Linked DNA regions of Homo sapiens: region 1 is linked to region 2. Evidence: chromatin loops called from intact Hi-C (ENCODE). Cell type or tissue: adrenal gland. All regions are shown on one strand. Links, peaks and the distances in the headings refer to the core of each region. The heading gives the core; the rest is flanking DNA.

Region 1 (8,360 bases), core at 2,799-6,798, 200 kb before region 2:
CAAATACACAAAAAAAAAACTTTTATAAAACTGTTTCTCTGGCTTTGTCCCATCTCACAAATGATTTCTAGAGGTCTTCAGTTTGTTCCACCTGACTCATAAACACACCATGTACCATCTATCACCTACCACCTGCCAATTTTCTCCCCATTTACACCAAACACCTGCCGAGATACCTCCTGCAGCAGCCTTGGATCTCAATACCCAGGTGATAAGCAAACTACCCCAGGCAATGGTGATGCCACAGGCCTTACTCTACCAGCTCCCAGCAGTTGCACCTGTCCCCAGGCGAAAGGCACCAACTATCAGTAAATGTCCCAAAGGAAACAGAGGCCACATTCAGATTGAGATAAGTTTAAAAAGGATTATATAGAAAGGGACTATAATGCTGAGCGAAGTGGCTCACACCTGTAATCCCAGCACTTTGGGAAGCTGAGGCGGGTGGATCACTTGAGGGCAGGAGTTCAAGACCAGCCTGGCCAGCAGGACAAAACTCCATCTCTACTAAAAATACAAAAAATTAGCTGGGCGCGGTGGCTGGCGCCTGTAGTCCGAGCTACTCAGGAGGCCGAGGCAGGAGAATGGCGTGAACCTGGGAGGCGGAGCTTGCAGTGAGCTGATATCACGCCACCACACTCCAGCCTGGGCCACAGAGCAAGACTCCATCTCAAAAAAAAGAAAAAAGAAAATGTAAATTACTCCCAGCACTTTGGGATGCCGAGGCAGGCGGATCACGAGGTCAGGAGATCGAGACCGTCCTGGCTAACACGGCGAAACCCCGTCTCTACTAAAAACACAAAAAATTAGCCGGGCGTGGTGTTGGGCGCCTGTAGTCCCAGCTACTGGGGAGGCTGAGGCAGGAGAATGGCGTGAACCCAGGAGGCGGAGCTGGCAGTGAGCCAAGATCGTGCCACTGCACTCCAGCCTGGGCGACAGAGTGAGACTCCGTTTCAAAAAAAAAAAAAAAGAAAGAAAATGTAGATTACTTCTGTACCTGTCTAAAACTCCCCATGGCTTATACTGCACCCCTGAAAAATCCAAAGCCCTGACCATGATCTGATATTCCTATACGGTGTGGTCCTGACCTCCTCTTTCATCCCATCTTGGGCCATTCGCACTCACAGGGCAACCACAACACCCTTGCCCTCTGTCCTTCCACCTGGCCAGGCCCATTCACGTGTGAGGGCCTTTGCACCCACTGGCCACGTTCGAAATGCTCTGCTTCCAGCCCTTGGGTTCCTTGTTGTCATTAAGATCTCAGCCCTAGTAGCTTCTCCTCAGAGACATCGTCCTTGGACATCTATTTAATGTAACCTTCCCACTCTCTCTGATGTCTTCTATTGCATCACTGTTTTGGTGTTTGCATCATACTTGGCACCACCTAAATTTTTTGTCTGTCCAATTTTTTCCTTGTTTGTTATCTATCTTCACCCATATGAATGTAAGTGCCTTGAGAACAGAGACTTGTCAGAGCCGTTTGCCCCCTAGCTCAGTAGGTGCTCAGTAAATACTTCTTGGGTGACTGTGTTGCTTATTAATTCTTCCAGCTGAGATAATAATCTGGACATGAAAATAAAATGTGTTTAAGCAAAATCTTGATCATGGGAATGAACATTTCAAGGGGAAAATGAATGGAGTTTGGTGTCTAAATATAGGAAAGGAATGAGCAATCTAAGACAAGGTTAGCGTGAGGTTCTCAGGGTTGCTGCAGAAAGGTGATACTCTTGGCAAAAATATAAAGGTTGTGGTTAAAAGCCACATTCAGTGAGTATACACTACATGTCAGGCATTACATATTTTTCAGAACCCCATTGGGTAGGCGTCATTATCTCTTACAGATAAGAGATTGATTCAGTGACCCCAAGTTTTTCAGCTGGGTATCCTATTCCAGTGATTGAGGTTGACTTGGTTAAAAGTACTGATTTAAGATCAACTTACAGTTGCAAGCATGGATGGGGGTAAAGATGTACTGTCTGGTCTTCAGAGCTACCTCTCCCCCATTTCCCAAGTTACTGGGCTGAACTGGATGTGGGATATGCATCTCACAACCTACGTTGGCTCACAGGTTCTTTTGCAAATTGGTCTATGCACCTGTAGATTCCTCCAGGTGTCCTCCTCATTCTGAAACAGTCCAGGGTGGGCAACTGGAAATACCTTGAAGAAGACGCTGAAGAGAAAAGTGCCCGGATAAAGGTAGGGGAACCTGATTAATGGAGCAGAATGACACCTGTTATTTTGGAGACAACCACCCGCAGGGTGATAAAACCCCAGAGAAAATAACTGAAATGCAGTACATGAAAATGTTTTGCTTCCATCTTTTTGATCATCCATCTGATAAGTTACTACCTAGAATATGGAAACTTGACTTTGCTAAAAATGAGTTCTATGAGAGAAGCCCAGAGAAGACAATGCTACTGATGCACCTGGAGAGTTGAAGATACTGCAACCGAACACTCAGGTGGTCTCTCACTGGTGGCAGGAAACAAATGTTCTTCTTCAACATAGAAATCACCATGGAGATGGCATTATAGAGCTAGCATCTCAGTGATAAAAAGCCGTGGGGACCAGGTTCCTTGGTCCCTGGGAGTTTATCAGCGGTTGAAAGATACCCTGAGCTTGCCCCCTTTCACCCCTGATCCAGCTAACACACACAGCTCCGCAAGGGCTGGCTCGTTCTCCCAGATTTGCAGCTGTGGAAATGCCAAGATTTAAAATAAATTTTCTTGAAAAAAACCAACATCGATGGAGTGAAGATATTATTACTACATAACCACCAAGTCTTGGTATATGTGTTTCTAACAGTAGTGTGGAGGCAGAAGTGAAGATAAAGATCCCATGAAGATAAGGAGATTTGTTGCAAGGCTGGCATAAAACCTGAGCAGATGATCACAATCTCTGTGTGGTTTATGCTACCTGAGGAGAGACCCAAAGTCCAGGCAGTGCTGGCTTACATCATTGTTTTCCAGGAGCAAGAGCCTAGTACTTTGGTCATTCCAAGTATTTGGGATTGTTCAGTAGAGCATCAGTTCTTGGTACCCAACATATATTATTTTAAATTGGAGAACTGAAGCAACCAAAGGTGGGGTGATGTCCTCATTCATTCTAACTAGAGTTGACTCTGGCACATTTGGCTACCTCAAGGTAACTCGGTACAAAGGATTGTATTCACTTGGATCTGATAGCAAGGAAACACTCCTATAGTTACAGATGTGATGTCACTGAGAGGCAAGCATGGGTTAGGTAGTGAGAGACATACTATTTTGGAGTTGGACAAGACTGGATTTTAATCCCATCTCCAGCAATTAATTGCCCATTGTAAAATGCTAAGTTTAATAAAGATATGATCTCAACCACCTGTCAGAGCCGGAGTGAGGATTAAATTCAATTATTTTGTGCAGCACCTGGTGCATGTAAAGCCCTCAGTCCATACTCATTCAAAACTCACTCTTACCACACAGCCTCTCCCTCCAGCCTTGCTTCAGGAGGTCTCCCGTAACTGAGGGAGAGTGGAGCCCCTGGCGGGACTGGAGACAAACAAATGGACTTTCCTTGCCAATTGAAATAAAGACAACCCTCTTTGCTCAGGAGGAAGCAGGCTCCAGGGACTTGGGAATCTCAAAATATGGTCATGAGTCACAGGTGAGACAAGAGGGTCTTCCCACAGGTCTGTGAATTAATCCAGAAGTGCAAGTCTTTTCTTTGGTTTTTACAGATGAATGGTACCCAAATCCATACACTCTCAACTTGCTACAGTACTGGCTATAGGTGAGTTACTAGTGGCCTAAAATGATGGAAGGCCCTAGGAAAATTCCCTGTGTGGCACTTGAGACTTCCTTACCCCTTCTGTGGACAGTCGTTATCCCTTGTGTGGGGAGTAGATGGAATTAATAAGCTGTGATATTATTTCTGGGCAAGGTGCAATAAGACGTGTTTGTTCCTCCCAAGGTGGAGATTACAGAATTGTAGTGAGGGAAGGGGGTGATAATACAGCATCCAAGGAATGTTTAGAGAGTTATACTTGCCTGCTTTTTGACATGTGTGTCTCTAGAGAAGTCTAGGTGGACTCCTGTCCATCAACATCTCAATGTAAAAGAGCATTGCTGTTGGATGTCATCACCAGTCCCCTTCCAGGTCCCTGCAGCTATTGTGGTTAGCATTGCTGTTCCCATGGCTCAAGTGGCTTTGGACTAGTAGGTAATGGGTGGGGGAAGAAACAGCTCCCCTCCCCTCCCCCACCCCACCCTACCCTGTGTATATTCCACTTCCTGAGACTTGGGCTATGCCTACAGGAAGTAACAGAAACCGTTGGTGTGCCCCTAGCTCCCTCCCCTCTGCCAACTGCACAGTTGCACTTACTGAGGCTGGGCTGCAGGTGGCAGGCACCCCTCTGTGATCCTGCCATGGCCAGAGGAACTCATTCTACACCAGCTCTTGGGTGTAAAGTTGTACGGATACTGAAGACTTCCATCCTCAGGCCAAAAGGTCAGGATCAGTGCAGCTTATACCTGCGCTCACAAAGAAAGAGAACAAAAGGAGAGTCCGTGGCCATGGCTGCCTCCAGTACCCATTTAATTGGCATCTTGAATCAAGTAGAACTGTTTTTAGGAGAAGTAACCCATTTTGGAAACCCCAAAAACCTTCAAAACTTAGAGTTAATGAAATAATATTCTAAAAATAAAGTTGATAAAATGTATCTGAATGCATGCATACATAGACCTTGCAAATATCCATTTGATGCTCGCTTAGTTTCGTTAGGGCTCTATTCACTCTGACCTCATCATATGACAACCCACTTGACTCCTGTCTTCCCTTCTGTCCTTCTACTTTGCTGCTAGTGTAATTCTATATTCTTCATTTGCATTCTTTCTCAGAATGAAATCCTGAAAAGCAACCCCATTCGGTATGGACTCAGAATCCCCATGGCATGATCTGATACCACAGGCAATCTCTCTTCCTAACTCAGGGCCCAGGTAACACATGGTAGTGCCAGAGTGTGAGCTGCCTGCTCTCCGGTGAGGGTTAGACCAGGCTTTGGGGAGCTGCCTTGAGTATAGCTGAGTTGTCAAATATGCAAGTGACATAAGCCAGAGGGGCCTGTGTGTCACTCAAAGGTGCTGACACAAGCCAATCTGATCTGGGACCAGTAAATGTTTAATCCAGTGAGACGAATAGAATGCATTCCTGCCAGTGCCCCTACTGCTCTTGCACATGGCAATGCTGCTCCCAGGACTCAAGTGGCTTTGGACTAGCAGGCATTGGCATGTTGGGCAGGGTTGGGGGCAGCTATATGCTGCTTCCTGGAAAAGGACTGTCACTTACATCACAGCCCCCAGCTTCACCTTATCTTCACTCAGATGCCCTCTCAGACTCCTATTCTGCTACTTTTGTGCCTCCTCTTCTCTCTTCATCTCGCTCTCTCTCTCCTCCTACCCCTTAATAACTGACCACTCTCCATATTTTCCAGTCTACAGCCCAAAAGGGAGATGGACACATTGTTTTAGCTAGTTACTCTCTACCCACTTGGACAGTGTCTCTTGCTCCAGGTCCCCTCATTGGTTGCCCACTGGCCTATGGATACTATTAATTGAATTAGCATCCACCTCCGTCACTGCTTATGTGCACAGGGCCTGTTCCCATGGTCATCTTAATCTGAAGTTGGGAAAGCAGCATTATAAATGATGTGCCCAGTACTTAAGGAAAATCAGAGAAGAAAGGCATAGAGACAGGATGCATTCACATTTTGGAGAAACCTACTATATGGCAGACACTATATGTCAGGTACTGTACTAGGTACTTTATAACTGCATGTATCTAGTTAATACTCAAAAAGACTTATCTTTTCCCAGTATCAGAGTTTGCGAATCAGAGGGCTGATATTTTAGCATGGCTCCGGGTTAAAGGGTCCAAAGAGGCCTCCTGCCCAAAGTTAGGATTGCCTTCTCTGAGCAACAGAATTCCCACAAATCTGTGTAGTCTTAGCTGAACAGGATTAGGGTTCCATCTAGTTGTAGTGTGTTCCTTTTCTCAGCCTTGTTTGTGTGCATAGACACAAACATACACCATGGACACTTCCAAAGGAAGAGTGAGTATAGGAAGACACAACTGGGATCTCTTACTATGGTAAGACAGAGTGTTTGGGGTCCTGGATCCCAGCCAGTGCCTTCACTTACATTTCAACATTTCCAAAATAGTTCTTGGAATTTCCACTTTAAAAATGAGAAAACAGACTCAGGAATGTTAATGGACTGTCTGTAAGAGTGCTAGCTGTGCCTTCCCATATTTATTCATCTCTTAACATTGTCTTGCACTCTAGCCAGACTTCCAACCAACTACCCACACCTGTGACTCTACCTGAGTGAGTCCACCCTGCCCGCCTGTAGAGCAGACTGGAATTGCCACAACTCTCCCTGCAGAAACCTTCAACCACAGCTGATAGTGTAGCAGGACGAGCCGCAGACAAAACCTCTCAGACACCGAGTAGTAGAAGGAAGGGCTTTATTCAGCTGGGAGCATCGGCAAGCCATTGCCTTAAAATCCGAGCTCCCCGAATGCACAATTTCTGTCCCTCTTAAGGGCTCACAACACTAAAGATTTCACATGAAAGGGTCATGATTGATTTGAGCAACCAGGTGGTACGTGACAGGGGCTGCATGCACCGGTGGTCAGAGAGAAACAGAACAGAGCAGGGAGTTCCACAATGTTCTTCTATACGATGTCTGGAATCTATGAATAACATCGGTTTCTAAGTTATGAGTTGATTTTTAACTACCGGGTTTAGGCCAGGCAGACCCAGGCCCGGTTTCGGGCCTGGTGCCGGGCTGCCTGTCTTTGGTTTTGCTTCCTTGTTGTTTTTTCTTAAAACAGGTACTGAGTATAAAACAATATAAAACAATATGAGAGGGTCTCTCTCTTCCCTCATTCCCCCCTTTTGAGACTCTCACTTTTTATTAGTGGGAGTTCTCACTCTTATTTTTGCTGCTTATGTCTCTTTGTGTAATAGATTGATAGTGATTTATATAGTACACTTGTGTTGATGCATTTTGGTGAACTAAGGTAATGATGAAGCTTTTTATCATTTGAAGAAGTACAGATAGTAAACAAGGGAGCAGTAAGCAGGTTCTTATTACTATTATTACTTTTATTATAAGAGTTTTAAATCCTCTTATTGCTGGGAACCAATTTTTAAACATGGCTCCTGGATTGAGTCCGTGTCACACTTGCATGGTTACATGTGCCAGTTTTGTTATATTTTTAACTATATTTTTAACTACTTGCCTTTGATTATCTATGTGTAGACAGTAATTAGTAAGGTTAAATTGTTCACAAACTTTTCCTTCAGCTGCTAGCAAGTAGTCAAGAGCTAGTCTATTTTGATAGATAGCATTTTTCATCTGAGTCTCTTGCCGGGCAAGAACAGTCAAGGCTTAACCAGTTTTATTAGTAATAATTTCTAAAACAGCTTGTAACCGTATGATTTGCTTGAGCATGTAGATGGGGGTCCGATATCCCCATGAGCCATCTTGTATCCAAGTGGCGGGTCCATAGTATTGTATGATTTTTTTTTTAGGAGGCCATTTATCATTTTTTAAATTACCTATGGCTATGCTTCGTTTTCTCTTTTTTTTTTTTTTTTTCCGGGAAGCATAGACTGGGAAGCCCCGAAGTTCACCTGTCTTTATGGACAGTAAGAAGAAAGATGGCTTAATGGTGCCAGTTACACAGCTACCTGTCCACTGATCAGGCAGCTTAGCATAAGCTTTGTGTCCACATATCCAGTATAACCCGGTGGGGGCCATCCAGTCCCGGTGGAATTCTGGATGGGCCTAAACAGTCTGCAACTTTGGAAATTTCCTGAATGGATTTATTTCTGTGTAATTGGAACTCCACAATGTAACTGTTTTTGTGGTACTGTTATGCAGCTTTTGCCCAAGACAACTAAGCTGCCCTACAGGATGAATGAATCCTTTTTCTTTTTTAGCTATGTAATACTGTCTAATAATTGAGACTTTTAGAATCTAGAGATGATCAGAGTGATCTTTTGGGCTGGGAATTCATCAGGAACTGGGTCTGTAGGAACCTATTCTCGGGCTTCCTATGGCCATTGATCTCCTGTTACGGTCCCTCTACAAACATAACATGAGGTGACTTGTAGAGACTGGGCTACGTGTTCGGCTAATTGCAAAAACAAATTTTTAGTTTTTCTTGGAATCTCAGGTACTGGCACATTTAGTTTATCATAGAAAGTCTGATATACTGGTTCTGGAGAGCGTTTTTGAACCTCTCCTTCTATTAGGATGCTTACACTAGGATCTAGTCCTTTTCCATCAATGCCTAATGTTACATGTGTTTTTAATTTTACT
Region 2 (8,360 bases), core at 2,396-6,395:
GATAACTCAGTGTAGCTGTGTTTTAGGTTGTGCTATAGGAGCATTCAGGGGATACATCTGAGCAATAGATTTTCATCAAATTATATGGTGAACTTAGGATTTGGGCTTAGTATTAAACATTGCAAAACCAAGGTGTTATTTAAACTGGAATAACATGATTCGATTTGTTTCTTAAGGGGAAATTCCGGTGAATATGGAATTAGAAGAAGAGAGGTTAGAAGCCAAGAAAAAGATTGTACAATAAATTCTTCAACTATGGAATGTTTTTAGATGGTTAATTGTTCACTTCTTTGGTATATATATATTTTTTACTGAATGCTGAATAATTTGTTATTTAAAAATCCTCAATAAAGAAATCTGAAAAAATTCAGTGATCAGTCAGCATTTTCAGTTGTTCCTATGTGTTATTATTTTTTTTTTCTAAATGTGTTTCCTAGTCTCAAGGAAATTTCTGCTAAGTGTACTGAATCTAAACCTCTATTATGTTTGTATAATTTCATTCTTTTGTTGTGTGGAGGTTTGAATTCATCATAAATCACCTTAAAGTTCCATAAGCCCAAATTAATTATACTCATATTTATGATATGCTACATTTGTGCTTCTTTATCATATTTTATCATTGTAAAATTGATACAGCCTGATCATTGAGATCCTTGATCTGTTTAATGCTATCTACTTCAACATATAATATCATGGGAAAATTAACTTTGTTAATTTGAAACACTTTTCTTGTTTACTTATTTAACTCTTTAAAGTTTGCATTTCTGTTTTATACTTCTTTTAATCTATGTTATGTGGTGTTGACATTTCGCTTGACTGATGATTTTTTTAACTGTTAAATTTTGTATATCCAATTTAAAAAATGAAGTCAACCTAATTATACCACTTTTGTAACTATCTGACATATTTTTTTCTGGTTTCTATGTACTAATGTAGTGAGCTTTTTTTATGTATATATATTTTTTCAGAATACTATTGTGGAGGCTTCTATTCAGCTTCCTCCTTCCCTTTTCTCACCAAAGCAAAAAAGAGAACTCAGACCAACTGATGACTCTCTTTACAAGCTTCAACTCATTGCATTCCGCAATGGAAAGCTTTTTCCAGCCACTGGAAATTCAACAAATTTGGCTGATGATGGAAAACGACGTACTGTGGTTACCCCTGTGATTCTCACCAAAATAGGTTTGTATGTGGCATATGTTATCCTGTAGTCAGTGGACAATAAGGCCTTGTAGTTGACTGTTCCTAAAAATGCTTATTTTAGTGTTTTCTCGTTTTAATGAGTCACTAGTGAAGAAAGATCTTGCAGAGTACCCATTACTGTAGAAGTTGACATTTATAATTGGTTATGAAGTTTGTTTCAGAAATATTTTTATTTCCCATTTTCTCCAGATGGTGTGAATGTAGATACCCACCACATCCCTGTTAATGTGACACTGCGTCGAATTGCACATGGAGCAGATGCTGTTGCAGCCCGGTGGGATTTCGATTTGCTGAACGGACAAGGAGGCTGGAAGTCAGATGGGTGCCATATACTCTATTCAGATGAAAATATCACTACGATTCAGTGCTACTCCCTTAGTAACTATGCAGTTTTAATGGTATGGCAGTTGTTAACTTTATGCATAAACACTATTCTACATTTTTGCTATGCATAATTAAGCTCAAATGAAGTGTTTTTTTGTTTTTTGTTTTTTTTTTTTTTTTACTTTTAACATAATTTGCTCCCTTTGATTATATGAGATGATATGTGTTCTAATTTTGATTTTAAAGGGAAATTAAGTTACTACCAAGTGAAATGTATGGGATTGAGTTTGGTATATAGGAATTTTAAATCAACTTTATAAGTCAATCAGTTCAGTTAGTCTTTGACCTTAAAACTTGGAGAGACTGTTGATGCAGATTCCCTCTGCCCAGAAAGAGTGATTTCATTTGCCGAAGGATACACAGTGAGTAGTGAAAGAACATTTTCCTACTTTGCAATCTAGCGCTGTTTCCCACTACATGTCGTAATTGTTAGACTCTATTTAAATTTAGAATTAATCATGATAATTTCATTTTTGTCATTGCAAGTGACAGTATTGACACAAAGAATGTCTTTTCAGTTTTAATGCCAGTCTAGTGTTGTTTTCTGTTATTTGCCGTTGTTAACACTAATTACAGGTTGAGTCTTATCTCTTATCTGAGATGCTTGGGACTAAAAATGTTTTGGATTTTGGATTTTTTCAGATTTTGGAATATTTGCATTATCACTTACCAGTTCATCATTCCTAATCCAAAAATCTGAAATCCTCCAAGGAGCATTTTCTTTGAAAAGTTTTAGATTTTGGAGCATTTTGGATTTAGGATTCTTGGGTTAGGGATACTCAACCTGTAATTTTTGGGGGGTAAAATAACAGTTATTAATGTACAGGAGCAAGTGTTTTTATTAATGAGGTCTTTAAGTGAATCTGACGTCTGAGCAGATAATTATGAAATAAACCATGCTAGTTCTTATTTTATATTGTAATTATTATAAATACTGACATCAAGGAGTATATTTAGAGTACGGTGGAAGGAATTACTGACGAGTGTGAAAGACATTTCCCAGAAATGGTTTGAGGTTACTCTGGGTGTGAGGAACTTCTATGTTATTTCTGATTCCAGCTGTAAATCTGTTTTCTAGAAAATGTTTTATCAAAGTGCTAAATACCTTGAAACATGATATATTTTACATTTCATGAATTTTTCTTTTCTTAAAAAAATAGCATTTAGCACTAGAAATGATCTTGAAGTAAACCTGAATTATAAATAATTTTCTTTGACTCTTGTATGTTTTTTTTTGTTGTTGTTGTTGTTTCAATTCAACTTATACCTTACCTGGTACACAGGTCAAGCAAGCAGAAAGGTGAATAGATTATTTATCAGAGTAAAGGGATTATCTTTTCATTGACATAATTGAGCATTTTATACAAGTGCAAGCAACATATTTAAACATGTATGTTTATAGACTCGGCTATATTTGTATATTTGTATATATAAAGGACCTTTATTCAATTGGGATTAACTTTAGTGTTGACAGTTTATGATTCTGATTCTCTTTGTAAATGGAAGATGTCTTGATTTCTGTAAGCATGAGTCTGGTTTCTATAAGTTCACATTTTATTATTGTGTAGTCAACTTATATTTATTTTTTGTTTTTTTGAGACAGAGTCTCACTCAGGTTGCCCAGGCTGGAGTGCAGTGGTGCAATCTCGCCTCACTGCAGCCTCTACCTCCCAGGCTCAGGTGATTCTCTTACCTCATCCTCCTGAGTAGCTGGGATTACAGGCAGGCACCACCAAACCCGGCTAATTTTTGTATTTTTAGTAGAGACTGGGTTTTGCCATGTTTCCCAGGCTGGTCTTGATCTCCTGGACTCAAGTGATCTGCCTGCCTCAAGCTCGGAAAGTGCTGGGATTATAGGCATGAGCCACTGCCACCTTTTAAATTAAAGCATGAAGCGTTAAAGTATGTGGCATTTTCTCTTCCATTTTGAAAGTGTTTTCTCATTCAGTTTTGAATATAAAATAAACTGTGATGTACTGATGAGAAATAATATTCAACATTGTCAGAAATTTATAAGTTAACAAGAAAAAATTGAGCAAAATAAATGAAACACAAAACATACACAAAAATGCATTTTATAAGCCTTCGCTGTGATATTGCACCATGTGAAACTTTTATTTTTATTTAGTCTAATACCAGTTTAAAGCATCTATTTGTGAACTTCCTAGCTGTTCTTCAAAACTATTAAATTAGTATAATCCTTTTCTGGAAGGAATAAGCTATTCTTTTATCTTTCAGACTTTTAATCTCTTAAAAAAATGTAATACACAATTCTTTAAAGTTAAAATACTGTAGTACTAAGATTTTTTTTCTATTTATTTTCAAAGACTTTTTCCTTTTCTTAAATGTAATTGTGCCATCTAGAGGCAGCAAAGAGAAATGTATTTGAAATTGTTGACAAAATTAAAGTTACTGCATGGGAGTTAGTTGCTAATTAAACATAAAGAAAAAGTTAATGAAATTATACCCACTTTTAGGTAAAGTTATGTTTAGGATTGAAAAAATTGTTTTTAAAAAATTAGAAAGCAAATTAGAAAGCAGTGTCTTTTTTCCTTATATTAAGCTTTTAAAAATTGATAAAATCCTATGTCTCTTGAATACCATCTTAATATATCCTTTTATATAGTAAGTCTAAATTCCTATCTTGGGATATAGTCCATAAAACTTTCCTTTATCTGATTTTAAGAGTTTTGAATTTTTAAAAAATGCGACATAAAGAATATACTTGTTCATAAATCTGAGTATACATCCTGCTATACCAGTTATTTACTAAGGTCTCATTGGGAGCCAGAAAAAAAAATTAAGCAGAAATTAGGTTTGCTTGAATGATATGATCTGGAATAGCCAGGTGGGGCAGGAAGATTCACAGGAGCTGGTGTCTGTAGGAAAAAACAAAGAAAGAAAACTGAATAGAAAGTAGGGTTATGATTAGGTTCAAACTATGTAGTGCTTAATACTTTAATCACTAGTGGTGAAGATAAGCTAATTTATATACATTGATTCCTCTTTTGTTGTGTTCACCTAAAAATATGAAACTAGAGAGCATTCATTAATTTTCTTTTTCTAGTGATTCTTTTACATTTGTTTATATAAAACATGCTGAATACCATCTTAATATGTCATTTTATAGATTAAAATGGTATTCAAAGCAACTTTGATATCATTTACTCTATAATTGAACATAAATGCTAGTGATGTTTTTGTTTAAATAATTTTAAAATAAGTACTATACTCACATGGATGTAATGTTTTATTTATTTCTACACATTAACATACAGTGAAAGCTGGAAGTCCTACCTATCTCTCGTATCACACTGATAAGTAACTACTGTTTGTTTCTCGCGTATTGTTGAGGAGACCCTCGTGTTTATGGAAACAAAAATGAGTATATGTTCCTATTTTTTTGCATTTTTGCACAAAGGTTGCATACTACACACACTGTTCTAAACCGTGCTTTTTTCTGTAGAGCAACATTTCTTAACTATGATGGTGATAATGTATCTTAAAGAAGAGGATGGTGATGGTGGTAGTGGTGGCCAATCTTTATTAAGCACTTATGTGTCAGCCACTCCTCTGATGTCTTTATATACATTCAGTTACTCAGCTCTTATAACAGCCTCATGAGAAATAGTACTGTCATCACCCCCACTGTACAGATGTGGAAACTGAGGCAGAGAGAGGTTAAATGCCATGCTCACAAAGCTAGTGCTGGTATTGGGATTTGAATTCACAGTCTCATTTTGGGATCTGTGTTAATAATCCCTCTGCTAAGTCTCCTTTCTGAAATCCTCTCAATATACGAGTTTCCTCATTCTTTCTTATCTCTGAATATTATGTTTCTACCATAATTTATTTAGATATTTCTCTATTGTGTTTGTTTCTAGTGGTTTGTACAGTGTCATTTTGCACATTTAATTGAGCATCTGTGAGACAAATTCTCCAAAGTGGAATTGATAATCAAAGGGACCAACTGGTTTAAATTGAGGTATTGAGCAAAGTGCACAAATATTGGTTATATTTTTACAAAAGAATGTATAAGAACAAGATTTGTAGTAGAGTGCTGGACAGTGCTCCTGTGTTTCTCTCTAGTCAGTTCCTGCCACCATCTCCAGGAACCACCCTTTTGATGTCTCTCACTATAGATAGGTTTGGCCTGTTTTTAGACTTTAGTTGTGTAGTATGTACACTTGTGTCAGGTTCTTTCCTGTCATTACATGGTTGGAATTTATCTTCATTTTTGCATTTAGCAGCAGTTTATTCTTTTCCATTGCAGTGTAGCAGTCCATTGTATCAATATGCCAAAGTTTGTTCATTTTATCATTGATAGCCATTTCTGTTTCTAGGTTTTGGGTGTCAAGAAAAAGCTGCTGTGAGTACTCATGTATATGTTTTATGATGGACATGTACACTCAGGAGTGAAATTGCTAGATTGTAGGCTTTCCATGTGTTTAGCTTTAAGTAGCTAAAGCCATGCAGTTGACCAAAGTGGTTATGTTGGTTTACAGTCTCAACAGTAATGAGAGTTCCAGGTGCTCTACATTTTGACCATGCTTGGAATTGTCAATCTTCAGTTTTAGTCTTCTGGTGGTAGTGTTGTGATGTATCATTCTAGTTTTAATTTGCATTTCTCTGGTGACTATTGATGTTGAGCACTTCTTTAGCTTTTTATTGGCAGTTTGGATATCCCCTTTTCCTGACGTTCCTGCTCAAGTCTTGCCTATTTTTAATTTTGTTGTCTTTCATTTTCTTAATTATTTATAGGACTTCTTAATATGGGTACTGAATATGAGCTCCCTGTTGGATTTATGTGTTGCATACATCTTCTCCCAGTTCATGCCTTTTTTTTTCCTCAATATTGTCTTTTTATGAACAGAGTTTCTTAAATTTTCTGAAGTACAATTTCTTGGTTGTTGTTGTTGTTTTAGTTAATGCTGTTTAAGAAATTTTTCTACCCCAAGATTATGAAGATCTTCTTTTTTGTTCTCTTCAGAAGCTTTAATATGTTTTACCTTTTATATTTAGTTCTGTAATTTGACTGGAATTGATTTTTTGTTGATGATGTGAGGTAGGGAGAATAAAATCTTTAAATTTGTATTCTTTGTTCCTTAGTGGGGAAAAAGCAACATAGAAGTAAGTCATAGTCGTCTTTTAACATTTTTGTTTTTTTACATTTCTGATTTCAATCTATTTTAAAATTTTAATGGTAAACTCTTATTATAATTCTTTATTCCCTTACACACAGGATGCCCTGATATATTTTCTTTGGATTCCTTTCCATTGTTCAGATCCTGGTACTTAGACAATTGCTTATTTTAATTATTCTTATTGATACAGTGATAATTATGGAAAATGTCCACTGATTTTATATTCAGTAATTCTGAGGCCTGAAGTAACACTTGTAAATATATGAATCTCTGACAAGTAAACAGTTCTAAAAACTTTTTCCATTGATTTGAATCCTTAGTAATGATCATCTTTGTGATTTTTTAACACACATTTGATGTTTAATTTCTCTGTATTAGTTCAGCTAACTTCTGTGGAGAACTTTATTTTTCATTTCTTGGCTTAGTTATTAAAGTTTGTACTGAGTAGAAGAGGAACTAAGATTACTATTTAGTGATGGACTGTGGTCATGTGGTTGCTGGAGGGCAGAGTCATTTTCTATTTTATTTATTACTGTGTTGCAAATGTGAGCAACAGTTTTACTTTTTCTACTCAAAGGTGTCTCATACCACCATTTTTATATAGTGTGTTTAGTAATGTTTTTGTTATCATAAAGCCTATATTTATTTACTACCATAATTGAAAATAATTTGATTCAGGTTTCTGCTTTCTCTCTCTCATTGTAGAGCTTTAACTTGTTTACTATCCTGGTATTCTAAAATTCTCAATTGCCGTAAATATTTTTATATTCTTTTTCTTTTTGAGGCGGAGTCTTGCTCTGTCGCCCAGGCTGGAGGGCAGTGGCTTGATCTCGGCTCACTGCAAGCTCCGCCTTCCAGGTTCACGCCATTCTTCTGCCTCAGCCTCCTGCGTAGCTGGGACTACAGGCACCCACCACCACGCCTGGCTAATTTTTTGTATTTTTAGTAGAGACGGGGTTTCACTGTGTTAGCTAGGATGGTCTCGATCTCCTGACCTTGTGATCCACCCGCCTCGGCCTCCCAAAGTGCTGGGATTACAGGCGTTAGCCACTGCGCCCGGCCTTATATTCTTTTGTATTGCCCAATCTAGCCAGATTTTTTTAAAGGTGGGAAAGCTAATAATGGCTTTTAATATTTTTTTTTTAAGGTGGGAAAGCTAATAATGGCTTTTAATTTTTTTAGTGGTTCTGTTTTACATGGTTAATACTACCTGCATAACAGCTTTAATTTGCCTCTTGGCCCCCAAAGTCTACAATGTTTACTATCTGGCCCTTTATACTATGCTTTTCCCTAGGTTCATTTTTCGGCAGGAGACCTCTTTGCGTGTGGGCAGGTCAAAAATGCTCTTGTGGGATTAATAACAGAATAATAAGGAACTGAAACAACTCAACATAAAAAATTTTTGATTTAAGAAATGGGCAAACGATCGGACTAGATACTCTGAAAAGAAGACATACAAATGACCAACAGGTGTATGAAAAAATCTCACAATCACTAGTCATCAGGAAAATACAAATCAAAACCACAATAAGATACCTTACCCCAGTTAAGTGGTTTGTATCAAAAAGACAAAAAATAACAGAATGTGGAGAAGAGAACTCTTATACATTGTTGGTGGGAATGTAAATT

Evidence for each region. A loop is a pair of places that touch in the nucleus more often than their neighbours do. Peaks named below come from ENCODE experiments on the same cell type or tissue, not always from the same donor. Only the 100,000 strongest peaks of a DNase experiment are listed, where the experiment ranks them.
Region 1: it touches region 2 in a loop (5-fold over the local background); 77 of 110 quality-filtered maps call a loop at or near these places.

Annotation. Positions count from the first base shown.
Region 1 is chr4:22,603,543-22,611,902 of GRCh38, reverse strand. No RefSeq gene overlaps it. Among named protein-coding and RNA genes, the nearest start is that of ADGRA3, 92 kb to the right of the region's middle. In adrenal gland, for the core only: a CTCF peak has its summit at 4,374 (motif pointing right); a DNase peak (open chromatin) is centred at 4,365.
Region 2 is chr4:22,406,423-22,414,782 of GRCh38, reverse strand. ADGRA3 (adhesion G protein-coupled receptor A3) reads left to right here. Exons shown (of 19, transcript NM_145290.4): 13 at 969-1,182; 14 at 1,393-1,601. Among named protein-coding and RNA genes, the nearest start is that of MIR12115, 100 kb to the left of the region's middle. In adrenal gland, for the core only: a CTCF peak has its summit at 3,939 (motif pointing left); no DNase peak of the experiment used is centred there.